Linked DNA regions of Mus musculus: region 2 is linked to region 1. A link is a loop called in an ENCODE intact Hi-C map of the cell type or tissue named here. Cell type or tissue: heart. All regions are shown on one strand. Each heading gives the region's core, and the rest is flanking DNA. Links, peaks and the distances in the headings are about the cores only.

The links. A loop is a pair of places that touch in the nucleus more often than their neighbours do. Peaks named below come from ENCODE experiments on the same cell type or tissue, not always from the same donor. Only the 100,000 strongest peaks of a DNase experiment are listed, where the experiment ranks them.
Region 2: a loop joins it to region 1, with 9 times the contacts of the local background. A loop is called at or near these places in 32 of 42 quality-filtered maps.

Annotation. Positions count from the first base shown.
Region 1 is chr7:126,319,209-126,329,108 of GRCm38, reverse strand. No RefSeq gene overlaps it. Among named protein-coding and RNA genes, the nearest start is that of Gm30928, 28 kb to the left of the region's middle. In heart, for the core only: a CTCF peak has its summit at 5,182 (motif pointing left); no DNase peak of the experiment used is centred there; H3K27ac peaks cover 540 bases; H3K27me3 peaks cover 916 bases.
Region 2 is chr7:126,372,142-126,382,041 of GRCm38, reverse strand. Spns1 (spinster homolog 1) reads left to right here and starts at 4,108. Exons shown (of 12, transcript NM_023712.3): 1 at 4,108-5,205; 2 at 5,303-5,368; 3 at 6,839-6,975; 4 at 7,969-8,120; 5 at 8,206-8,272; 6 at 9,152-9,297; 7 at 9,475-9,630; 8 at 9,895-9,900. The coding sequence starts at 4,965. In heart, for the core only: CTCF peaks have their summits at 3,981 (motif pointing right), 4,288, 4,489 (motif pointing left) and 6,857 (motif pointing left); DNase peaks (open chromatin) are centred at 3,991 and 4,571; H3K4me3 peaks cover 2,331 bases; H3K27ac peaks cover 1,431 bases.

The DNA.
Region 1 (9,900 bases), core at 812-8,811:
CCGCCATGACTACAGTAAAGACTCTTGCATGAAAGACACAGTAAATTATCAGCGAATCCATCTCCCCAACTCTGCACAGAACTATCTGGTGCAATAGGAATCTTTTAACTCTTTTTTTTTTTTTTTTTTTTTTTTTTTTTTTTTTTTTTTTTTTTTTTGGTTTTTCGAGACAGGGTTTCTCTGTATAGCCCTAGCTGTCCTGGAACTCACTTTGTAGACCAGGCTGGCCTCGAACTCAGAAATCCACCTGCCTCTGCCTCCCAAGTGCTGGGATTAAAGGCGTGCGCCACCACGCCCGGCGGAATCTTTTAACTCTTAATTCTACAACAGTCTCATGGAATATCTTTTGGCAATCTAATATTAATGCTATTAAAAACTAAAGGAATTCAAGTCCTTAACAATAAATGAAAACGGAGGAAAATTTATATACACACACACAAAGAAACCAAACCTCAGAGAAAAGATTGCATGCTTTAACAATGATGCCCTCTGGCCATGCTTTTGAAACTTCAATAATAAAACATAAATCAAAATAAAGTTTTCAGAAACTGAGAAGATGGCTGAGGGACTAAAGGGCGGGGACACTGAAGCCTGGTGACCTGAGTTTGGACCTTGGAATTCATGTGAAGGAGGAAGAAGAGAACCAACTCCATAAAGGTGCCCTTTGACCTCCATAGATGTAATGTGCGCGCACACACACACACACACACACACACACCTCTATTATACACAATAAAAGTAAATTAATTTAAAAAAAAGAAAGTTTCAGGGCTGGAGCCTGGAAAATAAGGTCTGTGTACTGGGGTGAGGGGGCGGGTAGAGCTGAAGCTAGTAGCCCAGGCTCCCTGAAGGCCAGAGGATCTAAGTGGGTTCTAGATGCCAACCACTGTTATACTACCGAGGCTTGGTTCTCTTTGATTGAATTGTCTGTGTCCTGGTCTTTTCCTCCTGGAATAAAAAGTATTCAACTTGTTACTTTATTTAACAGGAACCCACAGTTATGACACTTTGAATGCTTTTTTTTTTTTTTTTTTTTTGGCTTTTTTCAAGACAGGGTTTCTCTGTGTAGCCCTGGCTGTCCTGGAACTCACTCTGTAGACCAGGCTGGCCTCGAACTCAGAAATCCGCCTGCCTCTGCCTCCCGAGTGCTGGGATTAAAGGCGTGGCCACCACGCGCCGGCTTCACCTTGGATGTTTTAAGAGACTTTGGAATATTAAAGAGACTTTGGATATTTTAGAGAGACTATGAACTCTGAAAGGTACTTTGAATATTTTTGAAAGACTGGACCTTTAAAGAGTTTGGATCTTTAAAGATTATGGGATTTTTTTTTTAAAAAGTTGTAGTGTTTTATATTGTGGTGTTGGCATTAATATGAGACCTTGAGGAGGAACAAGAGAAGAGAGGTTATGGCTTAATAGATGATATGTTTCTGTGTCAAGTTGACAAGGGATCAATTGTGATGGTTTTGTTTTGTTTTTGTTTTTGTCAACTTGACACAAAAAGGACACATCTGGGAAGAGGGAGCCATAACTGAGGAATCAGGAGACTGGCCCATAGGCAGCCAGGCAGTGGTGGCGCACACCTTTAATCCCAGCACACGGGAGGCAGAGGCAGGTGGATTTCTGAGTTCGAGGCCAGCCTGGTCTACAAAGTGAGTTCCAGGACAGCCAGGGCTATACAGAGAAACCCTGTCTCAAAAACAAACAAACAAACAAAAAAACCCAACAACAACAAAAAAGACTGACCCATAGGCAAGTCTGTGGGACGTTGTCTTAATTAGTGATTGACAAGAAAGGACTAATTCTATGGGAAGGGGGACATGACACCCCTGGGCAGGTGGTCCTGGAAGGCATAAGAAAGCAGAGTGGGAGTGGCTTCAGGAACCTCACTTCTCTCTGCACATGGTGGCATCCCGTGGTAACTTTGCAGCAGAAAGGGCATCAGGCATCGCAGTCCCTCAGGGATGGGCAAAGAGAGGACACCAGGAGACATCTGTCAGGGCTGCTGATGGAGACAGTAGCCTTGTGGTCCTCAGCTGAGGTAATTGATTTTCTCTGGGTTTGTAATCAGGCAGAGCTGGGCTATAGAACAGAGAAGCCATGATGATAGTCCCTAATTTTGCCTAATGACATCCTACCTATTAGCTTTCAATCCTGAAAGCCCCCTCCCCTTTTTTAAACTTGTATTTCAGGTTGAATTAGCTAGTGTACCCGTGAATCTGTGACTTCCCTTTTTATTTAGCTAATCTGCAAATGCCAAAAGGCTGCTTCATTTTTCATTTCATTTGTCACTAGCTTTCTAGAGCTCCGTGTCTGCTTGGATGATGGACACAATGATTCTAGAGAATTAGGGTAAGATTATGTCTAGAGCGAAGTACACATAAATACAAGTTCAGCCAGTTTTCTTCTATTGAAATATAAACACTCGCACATTGAGAAAGTTAGAACAGAAATGTCTAGTAGCAGCAACAGATAAAGCTAATATTCAGTGAAACTAATCTATAAGATGGGATGTCTGGAAAATTGAGATTATGGGGAGTGGGGCTGGGTAGGTAGCTCACTGATAGAATGTTTGCCTGACGTGTGTAAAGCTCTGGGGTTCAATCCTGACCCTGCCAGAAAATTATAAATCGTCAAAAGAATGAGTTGTGTGCTTTATATCTAAGACAAATGTATAGTTATGCGAGGGTTTGCATGCCATCAGGTACTTATACTTCCCCCACATGGTAAGAAATAAACTTGCCACGCACTCCGGTCAAGTCTGCTTGACAGGCTGGAAAGTCTGTAAGCACCCACGAGGAAGAGTTTCACGGAAACTCACCTCCTGGAGCTTTGGCGTTCTCATTTACCCATATACTCATACCCTATTCCCGCGTTAGTCTGGTGTATGGAACTAAGAGCTCTCTTTTAATATTTTATTATAAATGCCTTTTAAGTTTAAATTCTGATATAGTTAAGTCTCCCAATTGTTCCAAGGTCCCAGAAGCCAAGGAGCTTGGAATTCCGCAGGAATGCAGAAAGGAAGTTACCTATTCAGTAACTAATTAAGCATTACAAAAGACGGAGCCAGTAGCTCAGAGCTGGTCTGCAAAAATATTTACTAAGGACAGTAGAAAAGGGAATACCATATTAGAGCTAGGGAATCCCACTGAGACAGGGATCTTCTCTACAGCTAGGTATTGCAAGCTTCATATTAGAAGCAAGTTGGTAAATTCTTCTGTAGACCCAGGACATAGGGTGTTGGGGTATTGCAGTATTCTTGAAAAGGTCTGCTAGTGCAGAACCCCTGGTGGTGGGTTTAACAATAGACCAGTTTACACCTGGCTCCCTTCTTTTCGGCAGCAGCCTGGTCCCCGCCTTCTTTTGATGTATACATTCCTTATGTATTGGGTCACTGTAACTTGGTGGATTGTATTTTGCCTGGTTTCTTGTTATTTCTTCGGTATAAAAAGTTTGATGCTCGACCTGACAAAATACATTCATATTCTACACAATCTTGTGTGTTGGTCTGTCTGTCACCTGCCAACACCTTGCCCACCTGCCCCAGAGACTCGTTCCACGCAGACAAAGGGACCCAGAGCGTCAGCGGCATAAAATAACCATAGCAACATAGACTAGTCAGGACATGCAGCCTAGAAAAGTCGGTTTAAGTCATTTTGTAGCATAACAAAATGAAACCAACTGTAAAGTCTTTACAGGGACCTGGGGACTTACCATCAGGGAAGCTACTTTCCATATGCTCAAAGCCACTGTTCAGTCTTCAGCATAGTATGAAATGCAAAATTAAATTAAAAGTGTATTCTATGACCAGGTGTGGCGGCCATGCCTTTAATCCCTGTACCCATGAAACAGAGGTAGGTGGACCTCTATGGGTTTGAGGCTAGTCAGGTCTACATGATGAGACCCTGCTCTCCCTGTATATACAACCTCTGCACATACATAGACCAGCTCTGGACCTCTGTCACAGTTGCCATCTGTTTAGGAAAAAAGCTGCTATGGTGAGGGATGAGCTGCATTATCTGTGGGTAAAAGTGTTTAGAATACCCTTAGGTATTTTACTGGCTTGTGGAAATGGCCATCTGCCACGTGACTCTGCCCTAACTGCAGGAAACGCCACTGCTCTCTGGAGGAGCCTGAGTAAACACAGGACACAAGATTGAGGGGGCAGCTGTGGGGAAGTTGTCACTTATGCTGGGAAGACTTTCCAGTGATGCAGCTGCTCTGCGATGGACCACACTCTTGTATGTAATCTCTCCCCAGGCTCTGGATAGAATCCTAGTAAGTTCACTGGGTTTTCTACAGAATCTTAGCCACTGCTGAGGGGTAGCTGGTCCACAGGGAAATACTGCAGGTAACCTGGAGAAGACATAGTTTTCTGTATGTGTCTCTGTGAAGAAGATGGCTGCATAAGCCCCTCTCCACCTCAAATGCGCCATTAGGTAAGTTAAAATGGCTTCCAGGTGTGGATTTAGGACAACCAGGGCTACAGTGTAGCAGCCGTAGCAGTACTATTGGTCATAGCCTGGTGTTACTATTTTCCATAGAGGTAATCTTTAATGTTGCTTGTTCCCTTGCTGTCTATTGATTTGGGAGGTGGGCATATAGTGCTTAGGCTCACACAGGGAAGTCAGTGGACAACTTGCAGGAGTTGCTTCTGTCCTTCCACAGCGTGGGTCCCCGGGGATAGAACCTGAGCTGTTTAATTTGGAGGCAAGCACCTTTCTCTGCTGAATCTTTCTGGCCCAAGTAGCTCAGTGTCACATTTGCTTCATGGAGTCCAGAAGAGAACACTTGATTTCTTATAAGCCCAGAATTCTTTTATCACAGTGGGAGCAACCTGTGTTTTTCCACATTTGTTTATTGGTCTCCGGTGCTGGGCTAGTGGTTAGCTTAAGTTCATCCTGTTGGGGCTTTCCAGTTAGCCTTGGGGACATCTGTCTGTCCTTTAAAAGGAGACTCTCAGCAGCATGATAAAGAGGATGGTTTCATCCGGTTTCTGTGATGTCTCATGTTGAAATGTCCTGTAGCTTTATAACGTCTGATTACACCGCCCTGGGCTGCATCATCTTTGAAAATTTCTTCAAAAAATACATGTACATGTACATCTCAGGAACTCTGCTTCTAAAACTCGCTTTCAGAGAGAAGACCCGGTCCAGAAAGGGTAGACGCTGCCACCTGCTGGACAAAGCGAGCATTGACATAGGTACTACTTAAAACGCTACAGAAAGAACCCGTGCCATTTCCCACAATGTATTTTACACTGTCCAACTTTAGACCCGACTCAATTTTAAACCAAGACACCTTAACATTGTCCAGGAAGATCCTGAGAATGCTCCTGAGTAGCCATTTATGGGTTGTCAGAGTTAGTCAGACGTGATATCTCGTATGAAGAAGTGTTGTGGTGTCTGGTCATTGCAGGAGAATGATGTCTTGAGCTATTTTGCAGAGTTCACCTGGGAGAAAAATGCAACATGATGGAGCCCATGGCTAGAACATCAGAGCAGCTTTTTTTTGTTTTTGTTTTTGTTTTTGTTTTTGTTTTTGTTTTTTCGAGACAGGGTTTCTCTGTATAGCCCTGGCTGTCCTGGGCTTTGTAGACCAGGCTGGCCTCAAACTCAGAAATCTGCCTGCCTCTGCCTCCCGAGTACTGGGATTAAAGGCGTGCGCCACCACGCCCTACTATCAGAGCAGCTTTTAAGCAAAAAAGGAATCTGCAGATGACAGGACCCACTCTAACTATAGGACTATGTGGAGGCCTGATTGTCACTGGATTAAAATCACTAATATAACGATATGATCAATAGACTCAAAAAGCCACTTGGTATCCCGGCCATTCTGCCTTCCCTGCCAACACAGACTGTTCGCTTTCTTAAACTGTAAGGCAAAAGTAACCCTTCCTCCCTTAAATTGCTTCTGATCTAGTATTGATCACAATGATAAGATAATAAACTAATGGAGAAGCTGCTGCTAAGCGAGGGCAGGCAGCTGTTATAGGCCTGACCCCGTGGTTTACATCCTTTGGGACTGATTTGTAGAAGGAATGTGGAGGAGTTTGTCACTGTGGGCTAAAGACATCTTAAAAGCTGTTTGCAGAGTTTAATGCATCATTCTGGGGACATCAGGAAGACAGGAACGCTGAGACTGATGTAAAATGTGGAGGATATTTGTTCCTCTGCTCATTGCCACGAGCAAGTCCTTGACCAGAAAGAAGCATTTTAAGGAGGAAGGGTTTAGCTGGGCGTGGTGGCGCACACCTTTAATCCCAGCACTGGGGAGGCAGAGGCAGGTGGATTTCTGAGTTTGAGGCCAGACTGGTCTACAAAGTGAGTTCCAGGACAGCCAGGGCTACAGAGAAACCCTGTCTCAACCCCCCCCCACCCCCCCCAAAAAAAAGAAAGAAAAAGAAAAAAGGAGGAAGGGTTTATTCTGGTTGATGGGGGGGGGGGATTCCATAAGCACAGAGGGGCATGGTGGCAGGAACAGGAGGTCGGCTGGTCATGAACATTGCACTGATAGCCAAGAAGAGGGAAATGAACATTAGTGTCCAGGGAGCTGTCTCCCTCTGACTAAGTCTCAGACGCCAGCCCATGGGACATTGCCACTGACAGTTAAGGGACATTGCCACTGACAGTTAAGGGTTTCTTTCTTTCTTTCTTTCTTTCTTTCTTTCTTTCTTTCTTTCTTTCTTTCTTTCTTCCTTCCTTCCTTCCTTCCTTCCTTCCTTCTTTCTTTCTTTCTTTCTTTCTTTCTTTCTTTCTTTCTTCCTTCCTTCCTTCCTTCCTTCTTTCTTTCTTTCTTTCTTTCTTTCTTTCTTTCTTTCTTTCTTTCTTTTTTTTTGATTTATTTACACTTGGAGGGCAGAGGCAGGTGGATTTCTGAGTTCGAGGTCAGCCTGGTCTACAGAGTGAGTTCCAGGACAGCCAGGGCAACACAGAGAAACCCTATCTCAAAAAAACAAAAAAAAAACAAAACAAAAACAAAAAAAAGAATTTTTTTTTAATGTATATGGGTACAATAGCTGAACAGATGGTTGTGAGCCTTCATGTGGTTGTTGGGAATTGAATTTTTTTTAGGACCTCTGCTCACTCTGGTCAACTCTGCTCACTCAGTCCCTGCTCGCTCGCCCCCACTCACTCCAGTCACTCACTCAGGCCCAAAGATTTATTTATTATTATACATAAGAACACTGTAGCTGTCTTCAGATGTGCCAGAGGATCTCATTACAGGTGGTTGTGAGGCACCATGTGGTTGCTGAGACTTGAACTCAGGACCTTCGGAAGAGCAGTCAGTGTTCTTACCTGCTGAGCCATCTCGCCAGCCCAGTTAAGAGTCTTACAATTGCCGGGCGTGGTGGCGCACGCCTTTAATCCCAGCACTCAGGAGGCAGAGGCAGGTGGATTTCTGAGTTCGAGGCCAGCCTGGTCTACAAAGTGAGGTCCAGGACAGTCAGAGCTATACAGAGAAACCCTGTCTCGAAAAACCAAAAAAAAAAAAAAAAAAAAAAAAGAGTCTTACAATTAACCTAGTATGATTAGATTAATCCTTCGCAGGCCCAGAAGAATCTGATCCTCCAGGTTGGCATTAATCAGAGCAACTCCACCTCTTGTCAACTTGATGCACAAGCAGATCACTTAAAGTCATAGTTTTCCTTCCTTTGTCTCCACAGGCTCATGTCCACTTCATGATACAAGAAAAAGGCATCGAGTTGAACATCAAAAATCCCCATGATTTTAAAACAATTCCTATAATGTCTACACACAAACACTCCTATTTGTCCCAATTACCGTTCTGTTGCTGTTCTGTTGCTGTGACAAAACACCGAGACCAAGGCAATTTATTAAAGAATTTTACTGGGCTTATGGTTTTAGAGGACTAGAGTCCATGATGAGGGAGCAAAGGCTTAGCAGCAGAACAGCACAGATCTCACACCTTGATCCGAAATCTGGAGGCAGAGAGAGGACACTGGGAATAGTGTGGGCTTTTGAGACCTCAAAGCCAACCCCAGTGACACACCTCCTTCAACAAGGCCACCTCCTAATCTAGCCCAAAAAGTTCCACCAATGAGGACCACATATTCAAATATATAAGCTTATGAGGGCAATCTTATTCAAACCACCACGCCATTCCAAAAGGGAAAAATGGTGTCATATCATGGAATGGCCAGACCAAAGCAAGACTGAAACCCAGTGAGGGAACACTAAAACCCCGCAGTTTATGCTTAGCATCTGGGGGTCATGATGGGAACATCTGGGCCAAGAAGGACTGATGCCCTAGTCCCCAATTCCCCAATAAACATATCTCTCCCCCTCCCCTCCCTACCCCTCCCCTCCCCCTCCCCTCCCCCTCCCTCTCTCCCTCCCCCTCCCTCTCCCTCTCTCTCTCTCTCTCTCACACACACACACACTCTACCCAGAATCTCTACAAATTATTATAATATTCTTGAGTATTCTCCTGTCATACATTGAGCGGCAGTGATGTCATCGTATAAACTCACAGCTGAAAAGTGAAATAAGCTGGAAGACATTTAAGAATAGAACATGGCTACTCATTCAGGGTTGTATAGATTAAAGATGCAGCCATACATGGTGGCACACACCTTTAGTCCCAGCACTCAAAAGCAAACGCAGGTGGATCTCTGAGTTCGAGGCCAGCCTGGTCTACAAAGGGAGTTCCAGGACAGCCAGGGCTACACAGAGAAACTGTGTTTCAATAAGTAAAAGTTCTCCTTTTCCTTTTGTACTAGTTTGAGTGGAATGCTAGGGACCAAATGCAGGCTTCCACGTGCTATACAAATGCTGTGCCACCAAGTCACACCCAAAGCTACTGATTCTCTCTTCCATTCACTTGGCAATTCGGTTTGCTGGTTTATCTTTTTAGAATACATTTCTTCACATAATTTGATGTTTAATATATTTTAGATTTTATTTTATTTTCTGTGTATGAGTGTTTTGCCTACATGTCTGTATTAGGCCAGAAGAGGGCACTGGATCCCCTGGTACTGGTGTTACAGATGGTTGTGAGCCAGTATGGATGCTGAGAACCAAACTCAGGTCTTCTGCAAGAGCAGTAAGTGCTCCTCACAGCCGAGCCTTCTCTCCAGCCCCATCACCTGAAAAGTTTAGTTTTAATTTATATTTTATGATTGGATGGCAATTTTTAAATACTATGTACTTTAGGTCAATAGAAGGTTTTATGCAAAAAGGGGATTCTGAGTCAGATTGTCCATTTGGGTAAGAATTTAGGAGAAACACTGTGGTAGGAATTCTTCATAGTGCTCAGTTCCAATCTGAGGCAGTTTCCTCTCTCACAGGTTTGCAACAGAAGAGAAGGTCTCATCCCATGTAGTTACTAAGTAGCCCATAGCATGTACTGTAGACAGGTTGCCTCTGATTCCCAGACAGCAGAAGGAAAAGGAGGAAAATTCTGCCCTTTGTCACTGCAAGATGGCCTGTCATCTCCTTGCAGCTGTACCTGGTAAGGAACTAAAGGGGCACAGCCTGAGCTATGTATGACCCAGTGCCTCCAGTCTTTTTATTCATATTTTATATTATTTTTTTCAAGATAGGGTCTCACTATGTAGCTCTGGCTGTCCTGGAACTCATTACTTGGACCACACTGGCCTAGAACTCACAGAGATCATCTTGTCTTTGCCTCCAAGTGAGAGTGTTAAAGGCATGTGGCACCACATTTGGTTTGATATATATACACACACATACACATATACACATACACATACACATACATATATACACATATACACATATACACATATACACATATACACATATACACATATACACATATACACATATACACATATACACATATACACATATACACATATACACATATACACATATACACATATACACATATACATATATACATATACATATATAT
Region 2 (9,900 bases), core at 978-8,977, 53 kb before region 1:
CTCCAGGCCTGGGGGTGCAGGCCTATAATCCTGGTTACTCAGTAGGCTGAGGCAGGGCCTGCCTGGGCTAGAGTGAGTTCAAGGCCAGTTTGTCCAGTGCACTGAAACCCTGTCTCGAAAATAAAACGCTGGGCTGAAGGCATAGCTCAGCAGTTCTGTGCTTTCCCCGCTTTAGGGCCAATCCCTGGCTTGTTGAATTCTGTAGGGTTGTTAAACTGTGTGGTTGGACCTTTGACTCCTTAGCTTGAAGGTTTAGATTCCTCCAATTTCCCCTTGTACTTAACAAATAGTATTCTTTTGAAACTTTAATGAACATTTACTCAGCGTCTCAGGACAAGGTGGCATTTCCTATGATCTCACTCCTCAGAGCCCCACAATGAAGCAGAAATATTACAGAGAAACTAACGCTTAATGAGATAACCCTGCTACCATCACCCACTGCAGAGTCAGATTTCCATACAAGTGGGCTGGACCTGAGACTCAGAATTCATGAGGTTGACACACTTGAGTGTGTATATAGTGTCCTGGGGTCCTTGGAAACCACTGGAGAGATGGCTCAGTGGCACAGAGTAGTTGCTGCAGAGGACCAGAGCTTAGTTCTCGGCACCCACATGAGGCAGTTCACATCTGCCTGAAACTGCCCAGGGGATCCAGTGCCCTCTTCCAGGTTCTCCAGACATTTGTACACACGTGGCATGTACTCACACAGATATAAACACAAATTATCATTTTTTAAAAATGGAAGGGCCAGGCCCGGCAGTGGTGGTGCACACCTTTAATCCCAGCACTCGGGAGGCAGAGGCAGGCAGATTTCTGAGTTTGAGGCCAGCCTGGTCTACAAAGTGAGTTCCAGGACAGCCAGAGTTATACAGAGAAACCTTGTCTCAAAAAAACAAAAAAATAAACAAACAAACAAAAAGCCTGGAAGGGCCTGCTGTGCTGGTACACACCTTTAATCCCAGCACTCGGGAGGCAGAGGCAGGCAGATTTCTGAGTTTGAGGTCAACCTGGTCTACAAAGTGAGTTCCAGGACAGCCATGGCTATACAGAGAAACCCTGTCTCAAAAAACAAAAAACAAACAAACAAACAAAAACCCAAAAACAAAAAAAAAAGAAAGTGGGTAGGGAGCTGGAGAGATTAGAGGTTCAGAGCACTTGCAGAGGACCCAGGTTCAGTTCCCAGCACCCTCATGGTGGCACCACTTGTTAACTTCAGTTCCAAGGGATTCCACATCACCTTCAGACTTCTGGGGGGCACCGGGCATATACATACATGCAGACAAAACACACATACTCATAAAATGTGTGTGTGCGTGTGTGTGTGTGTGTGTGTGTGTGTGTGTTTGTGTGTGTGTGTGTGTGTACTGGATCATGTGATTGCAGAAGTGAGGACCAGGTGCAGAAGCTCTGAGGAGGAGCCTGGGATGCTAATTTCTGTTGAGCATACTTGGCGGTGGTTCATGCGTGTAACCAGGCTAGCCTCAGCCTCCCAGGCGCTGGGATTGCAGACGTGCGCCTCCACAGGGACTGTTTTACCTTTCCTTATGTCCCTTTGCAATTTTCAGCTCCACAGCAGCAACACTTTCTAACACAGAGGTCGGTTCTTCCCGAAAGCTTCTGCAGAGCTGGTCACATCGTTTTTACTGTCCCACCTTAGCCTGAAGCAAGGCTCTAGCTGCCTCCACCTCTGCCTGATTGCCTGTTTCTTGCTTTCCCATCCGTTTGTAAGTGCCCAGCAAACACTGTCTTGTTCTTATCAATGATGTCTAGTTCCTGGTTCATGATCATATACGGTCATTGCCTCCCAAAGTCTACTGAAGGAATAAATTTCATGTCTCAGAGAACCCCACTGTCACCCATCTTAGTGAATGAGCCAGAAACAATGTGTCACCGTTGTCCCCTTTTTGTGCTGAGGGTGAAAACCGGGCCCTCATTCAGGTTGCACAGGTGCTCTGCCACTGAGCTATGTTCCAGCCAGGCTTCATACTTTGCTTTGTGATGCTAGGGATGGGGACCGAAAGCGCCATGCATCCGTAGCCCTGCAAGCTTCACCTTGAAATTTGCTTCGTCTTCCTTATCTACACCACGCCTGAACTCCACACCTTTTGATGGGGTTTTGATCTGTATAGCCCAGTAGCTTCCAACTTCAGTTTGTTCTCAGACCGGAGCCTTTCTGTTCCTCTCCATCCCGTGCCCCACCTGTAGTCTAGTAAAAGCAGTACTTTCTAAATTATAGAATTATTGTAATTTGTATTCAGATTGTATGTACATTAAGGTAAACAAGCAACCTGAGAGGGGTGGCTGACACCTTTAATCCCAGCATTCTGGAGGCAGAGGGAGGCAGGCAGATCTCTGTAAATCCCTTCATGCTCACTGCTCCCCTCCTAACCTTCAATCCATCTGCCACGGACTCAGCTTTTCTCAAATGCCAACATGATTTAAAAAAAAAATTTTTTTTGAGATAGAGACTCATTAGATAGCCCAGATAGAGTCAGTTTTCTGGGTTCAAGTGACCCACTTGCCTCCTGAGCATGTGGGATGCCTGGTGCGTGTGTCCAGACACTAGGTTTTCATTTGAATTGAGTAATGCAGTAGGCAACCTATTATGTCACGTTTCTTTCATCTCACAGTGTTTTACGTTTTTAATCTTTTATTACGTTTTTATTTTGTGTGCATGTCATGGCACATGTGTGAGGTAGAGGACAGCTTGTGGCAGGCAATCCTCTTCTGCCATTTGGATAGGGACAGAACTCAGATTGTCAGTATTGGTACCAAGTATTTTATCCTCTGAGCCACCTTGCTGGCCCTTACCTATTTTCGAACTCTCAATCTCTCTCTCTCTCTAACTTTCTCTTTCTCTCTCTCTTTCTTTCTCTGTCTCTGTATCTCATCATTATCTAGTCCAGGCTGACTTAAGACTCAATACAGTCCAGTCTTCAAATCCTCAAACTTTTATCTGCCTCTTCCTCTGCTGTGCTGAGAGGGATATTAAAAAAAAAAGATTTATTTTCTGTATATGGATACACTGTCGCTCTCTTCAGATACACTAGAGTAGGGCATTGGATCCAATGGTTGTGAGCCACTATGTGGGATTTGAACTCAGGACCTCTGAAAGAACAGTCAGTGTTCTTAACCACTGAGCCATCTCCAGCCCCAAGAGGAATCTTTAATTTTTTGTTTTGTTTTGTTTTGTTTTTTGTTTTGTCGAGACTGGGTCTTATGTACCCAAAGCCACATTAAAGTTAACTATTGCTATGTATCAAGGACCACTTTGAACTTCCAATTCTCCTCCTTCTACCTTTTGCAACGGGCTGGGTGAATGAGGTACTGGGGACTTGAGCCCAGGGTTTCAGGAATGCTTGGCAGTATTTACTATCAACTGAACTACATCCCAGTTCTGGAAGTGGGATCACAAAACAGTATTTTCATAGAATCATAGTATTTTGCATTCAGAATGTATGTATATTAAGGAAAACTAGCAACCTGAGACGGTTCGCCATGGAACACCTTTAATCCCAGCCTTCTGAAGGCAAAGGCAGGTGGATGCCTGTGAATTGGTGGCCACACTGGTCAAAAAAGGGAATTCCAGGACAGTCAGACATACAGAGAAACCTTGGAAATAAAAGAAAGAAAAATGAAAAAACAAGCCAAAAAAAAAAAAGCCTCTGCTCCGTGGGTGCTGAGATAAAAGGTTTGTTTAATTCACTGCCACACCTAGTGGGATTTTTTTTTTGTATGTTTTGTTTTCAAGACTAAAGGTATTAAAGGCATGTGCCACCAGCCAGATTGAGTTTGTTGTTGTTGGTTTATGATAAGGTTCCTCCGTGTAGCCCTGGTCACCCGGGAACTTGCTCAGTAAACCAGGCTAGCCTCGACCACAGAGATCGGCTGCCTCTGTCTCTTTAGTGCTGGGATTAGAGCCATATGCCATTTTTTGGTGCAGGGTACATTGCAGTTCATTGGTTCTGAGCCTCCGCCTGTCCTCCAGGAGAGACACCAGAGGGCGCGAGGACACTAGTCTTGGTTGGAGAAAAACTCGAGGCCATAGACAAAACATCCTCTTCCTCCTAAACTCTAGCATCTTTTCTTGGAGGCAGGGTCTCACTCAGTATGTAGCCCTGGCTGACCTGGAACTCGCTATGTAAACCAGGCTGTCCTTGAAATTGCAAAGATCTCCGTCCTTCTGCCTTCTCCTGGGACTAAAGGTATGCGCTACTACGCCCGACTCTATAGGAATCTAAATGTCCACAGTGAAAGCTCATGATTGGTAAACAAAAGGAGGCAGCTGCTCGCCGCTATTCATCCAACAATTACTGAGCAATGAAGCCATCAGCCAGTCACTGAAGAAGAAAAGAGGAAACAACTCACTAGCATCTGTAGAGATGTAATATTTCCAAATAATCCACTATCTCGTGAAATCGGATAAATGGGTATTCCATCTAGGCGATTGATTACACCAGCTTGCGAGGCCCCCTGGAGGCTACTGGTGGAAGTAGGAACGAGCGTCGGGTTACCATAGCGGAGGAGCCCTAGAAACCCTGGAGGCTTCCGTAGGCGGTGGCAGGTCACGTGTTCAATCCTTGCACCGGGTGACTTTCTCCGGTAGGGCTCCGGTGTCACATGACCTGCTCTTGGGCAACATGGCGGCAGTTGTGTTGCTGAGCTTGGACTGAGCAACAGCGAGTGTGGCGCGCTCCTTCCCGGGCTTTGGAGTGCGTCAGCGTGAGAAGAGGGACTGGGTCCTGGTCTTCCTGCTCCTGTCCCAGCGTCACCTGCACCTCCTGTGTGCTCTCCTCTGTCGGAACCAGAGGGAATGACGAAGCCCAGGGCTTTTCGCAGTGGTGCACTGTGCATCGGACCACGCTCCTAGGCGATAGTGGGCAAGTCTTCTCGCAGTCCTCTCTCCAACCTCCTTCCGTCGGAGGTAGGACCGAAGCGTGGGCGGTTGCGATTCCCCAGGGACCATGGCCGGGTCCGACACGGCGCCCTTCCTCAGCCAAGCAGATGATCCTGATGACGGGCCAGCGCCCGGCCATCCGGGGTTGCCAGGACCCATGGGGAATCCAAAGTCCGGGGAACTCGAGGTCCCAGACTGTGAGGGGCTACAGCGCATCACTGGCTTATCTCGGGGCCATTCGACCCTCATAGTGGTGGTTCTGTGCTACATTAACCTCCTGAACTACATGGACCGCTTCACCGTGGCAGGTACGCACTGATGCTCCGAAGAAGGGATATAGGCAAGGGAGAAGTTCCCCAGGATAGGGTCGCCTCTTGGCGCTCATTCTTTGTTTTTTCTTTCCAGGGGTTCTTACAGACATCGAGCAGTTCTTTAACATCGGAGATGGTAGTACTGGCCTCATCCAGACTGGTGAGTGAGGCTACTGCCCACACAACCCCTCGTTCTTAATTGCCTCAAGTAGGCCTACATACATGCAGGTTTGCCTAGTGAAGCTTTAGTGGCCAGGGCTCTTGGAGGCAATGGCCGTGGCTGCTCTTGGGCTGTCCACTTGAGCTGGGACATCGCACAGAGGGAGCCAGCTAGTTATTATGAGTCGGTAGGCAACACACTCATCCACTTTAAGCCTCATTTTTCTGGTCTGTAGAATGAAGCTAGTAATAAAATGGGCTAGTTCTTTAGACTGGTGTGAGGACTAGGTCATGCCTTGTGTGTGGCACATAGTGGGCACCAGGATACAATGGCAGGAGTGCTTGGCACTGCTGTGGGGGGAAAGTCTCCATTTCTGAGAGCCTATTATGTGCTAGGTCCTAGTAGTGCGCCCTAGAAGTGGTAGGGGCCCTACAAGGACGTTGGCCAGGTATTCTTGCCTATAGTTCTGTCAGCTGAGGAGTAGCATTCATTGCCTTTCCTATTTGTACTGGGAGAGCTACCTGTATTTTTATCAGAAGAGCTAAGATTTGCCCAGGGTCACATAAGCAAAGAGGTGAATGAGAATTTGAAACAAGGTTTTCAAGTATTTGTTTTTCCTACTCCAGGCCAGAGAGGAACTGGGTAGAAGCATTAAGTGTGCAGAAAAGAGAACGAGGTCAAAGGTCCACATGGTGTGGATTCAACACTCGTTCATTGGACACGTGTTTTATGCTAGGTTATGAATTAAAGGAGATGCAGACCTGGCCCACCCAGGAGCTGACACCCTGCTGTGCCTGAGGGGGTTAATTAAAATGGAATAATTTTTCAGATGGATAAGGCTTTTGTAAAAGAAGGGTAGAGCCAGGTGTGTTGGCACACTCCTTTAATCCCAGCACTTGGGAGGCAAAAGGCTGGAGGGTTGCTGTGAGCTTAGGCAGCCTTATGTACACAGTGAGACTTTCTCTCCTCCCCAACCCCAGAAGGAAAAGAAAAGAAAATGACAATCTGGTTGTGTCTGAGTTAGAATTTGAAGCAGTTGGGTTTTTGTGACGCTCGGGAGAGAAATGAAAATGTCCCAGATAGACGGGATGTGGGTGCTGAACCCTAATGTGTGTGGTCTTGGCAGTTGCCTTGAAGATGCAGAGAAGGGGGAAAGGAAGGAGGTGGGTTAGATCGGACATTGTAGAGGGTGTAAGGGGTGGATTTGGTTTCAGGCTGGGTAGAAGGGAGGGACTGATGATCCATTCTATAAAGGAAGTTTTGGAAAGTCGTGACCTTGGGCCTGGATCATCCCTCTGGCCCTGATGGGCTACAGGGCTGGGCTGGGGATGGTGCGACATCAGTGAGGAGGAGGGTGGCAAATCGCTGGTTAGGCAGTTTTGTACTTTGCTCTCTAACTAGAGGAGTGTGTGTGTGTTAGGGGGTTGCTGAGGGACCTGGACTGGGCTGTGACTCTCTGCTTCCCCCCAGTGTTCATCTCCAGTTACATGGTGTTGGCACCAGTGTTTGGCTACCTGGGTGACAGGTACAATCGAAAGTACCTCATGTGCGGGGGCATTGCCTTCTGGTCCCTGGTGACACTGGGATCATCCTTCATCCCCAGAGAGGTGAGGCCCTGAACTCCCTCCCCACTTCCCATCAGTATTTGCTGTTGTTCTCTGCAGTCATTTTGGATTGAGAGTCGGGGAACCTCCTTGATCTGTGCCATCTTCCATTGCCCACATTACCCTGCCCACTCTACCCTGTTCCCTTTTCTTCTAGAACCTTCTTCCACTCGCCACATGGCTTGTCCCCCAGCTGTCTCCCTGCACACCCGGGCACACGGGTTTTCCTTCCCCCTCTGATCTCTGTGCAGACAGCCATTGTCCTCTCCCTTCCTGGTGTTGGGTTCCTCCTGAGCCTGGTGCTAGTGTGGGTGAGAGGGCAGCCGGGGTCAGCTGTCACCTGGCCTGCACTTCCTCAGCTCACCCATCCCCATGTGCTGCCCCTGTTGCTCGGTTGGCTCTGTGGACACATGTTCTCCTGGTTGCTTCATGAGGCCCCATTCTTGGTAGATCTCAGGGGAGCCTCTGACACAGTGACCCACTTCTCCCTTCCAAAAAAACTCTGAAAACACATGATACCGCATGTTGCAGTTTCTCTGGCTAATGCTTTTGTTGTGACTTTGAAACCTTCCCCTATCTGCTGCCCCCAGCCCCAGGCCCTAGTGCCCTCAGGCGGTCATGTAGCCTTCCTTAGCTCCAGGTATCTTTGGTAAGCAGATTATCCCCAGCTAAGTTCAGTATTCATCATTGGGTGGTCTTAGGTGGGAGGGAAGGTAGATTTATTTTGCACCTCTTGAGTGCAAAGTCCTCACAGTGTTGTGAACAAACGGTTGTTGTTCCCCTTTTACAGATGAGGAAAGTGAGGCTCAGAGAGGTTAAGCTATTTTCTCAAAGTCACAGCTAGTAAATGGAGCCAGGATTCCAGCCAGGTCTGTGTGACTCCAAACCCAGGCCTCCCTCACTGCCTCTGCCGTTTCTCCAGCACTAGCTGGAGAGGTCTCCTGGGAGGCTGGCTCCAGGGTGGGGTGCCACCTCCCCCCATGTCTCCTTCCCTAGCATTTCTGGCTGCTTCTCCTGACCCGGGGCCTGGTGGGGGTCGGGGAGGCCAGTTACTCCACCATTGCGCCCACCCTGATCGCCGACCTCTTCGTGGCAGACCAGCGGAGTCGGATGCTCAGTATCTTCTACTTTGCCATCCCTGTGGGCAGGTGAGTGGGCCGCCGGCCTGACGTGGGGCAAGGGTTTGGTGGGCGTCTCACTGACTGCGTGTTCCCCTTGCCTCCCTTCCCACAGTGGTCTAGGTTACATTGCTGGCTCCAAAGTGAAAGACGTGGCTGGAGACTGGCACTGGGCTCTACGGGTGAGTCTGATGATAGTGTGGGGAGCCAGCCGCATTCTTAAGGATCTCCCTCTAACCTTGAGATATGCCCTTTAACTCTCCTAAAATGTGTGTGTGTGTGTGTGTGTGTGTGTGTGTGTGTGTGCGCCTGATGGTCAACTTTGGGAAGTTTGATTTTTCTCCTTGACTCGAGGGTCCTGGAGATGGAACTTGGATCATCTGGCTTGGCTCTTTACTCACTAAGCCAGGTCGCTAGTCTTGTGTACTCCGTCAGTTTTTTGTGGCAGTGCTTGCTCCGCTGAGCCTGTAGCAAGCCTGGTCCTCAACAGGGAGCCAGAAGTTCCGCTTGCAGGTGACAGCAGCCCTGCTGTAAGGCTCTGAGTGAAGCTGAGCTGGGACTCCCGTGCCGTCCCTGGACTCACTCAGTTTTATTTCAGCTTTCCCTTCCCCTGTGTTGACTTTATCCTCATGCGTCCAGGAGTCCCAAGTGATCACCTTTCAGCCGAACAACTTGGGTACCTCAGATCCCCGAACTCTAGTCATGAGATGATGGTATCTGATTGGATGATCCTGGGTCACGTGACTGGGTCACGTGCCCGTTACATACTCAGTTACTGAGGGCTAGAGATTAACCTTCCTTTTGGTTAGGTCTTAGATCTAATTTGAACCATTCGAAGTGAGAACTTGGGTAGGGGTCCCCAGAACAATCAGGGTCCTGTCACCCACCAAAGAAGCAGCAATGTCAGGCTTATAAAATTAGGATGTCCCCAGAGGCAAACCCTCTGAAGCCCTCAACCCCAGCGTCTCAGAACTTATGGATGCTTAAGCCGTTGGGAGCTAAGTTCACACCCCTCAATCAGTGTACCCCTGCCCGTGTCCCAAAGCTTGCACTTTTCCCAGGTGACACCAGGTCTAGGAGTGCTGGCTGTCCTGCTGCTGTTCCTGGTGGTCCAGGAGCCCCCAAGAGGAGCCGTGGAGCGCCACTCAGGTTCACCACCCCTGAGCCCCACCTCTTGGTGGGCAGATCTGAAGGCACTGGCACGAAAGTGAGTTCACCCTTTCCATCTCTGAGGCTCAGCAGGGCCAAGTGTTCTGTCCTGCTAGGAGACCATGTATCTAGGGCCAGGGATGCAGGCACAGACCACATCCACCGTCTGACAATAGACTAAGGGAGGGAGAGGAGGACACGGCTGTGGGGTCTGACTTCCTCTCAATGTCTGCAGTCCTAGTTTCGTCCTGTCTTCCCTTGGCTTCACCTCTGTGGCCTTTGTCACGGGCTCCCTGGCTCTCTGGGCCCCAGCGTTCCTGCTGCGCTCCCGGGTTGTTCTGGGAGAGACTCCGCCCTGTCTCCCTGGAGATTCATGCTCTTCCTCTGACAGGTACTTGTGAGGGGCTGGGTGGGTGACTGCACGTAGGGGGCTCGTGAAGGGAGTTCACACTCAGGCCAGGAGAGTGTAAATCCTGACTGTACCCGCTACCTTCACTCTTAGGAGCCTCTAAGAAATCATGTGATGAGGTTAACACATGGGCCTGGAGTTCTGTGCTGTAGGGATTCGGGTCGAGGGCAGGTGGGATGGACTGCCCTCTCTGGGTCAGGGGACCTTGCAGAAGGAATAGCTCCCATGCCTCTACCCCACCCCTAGTCTCAT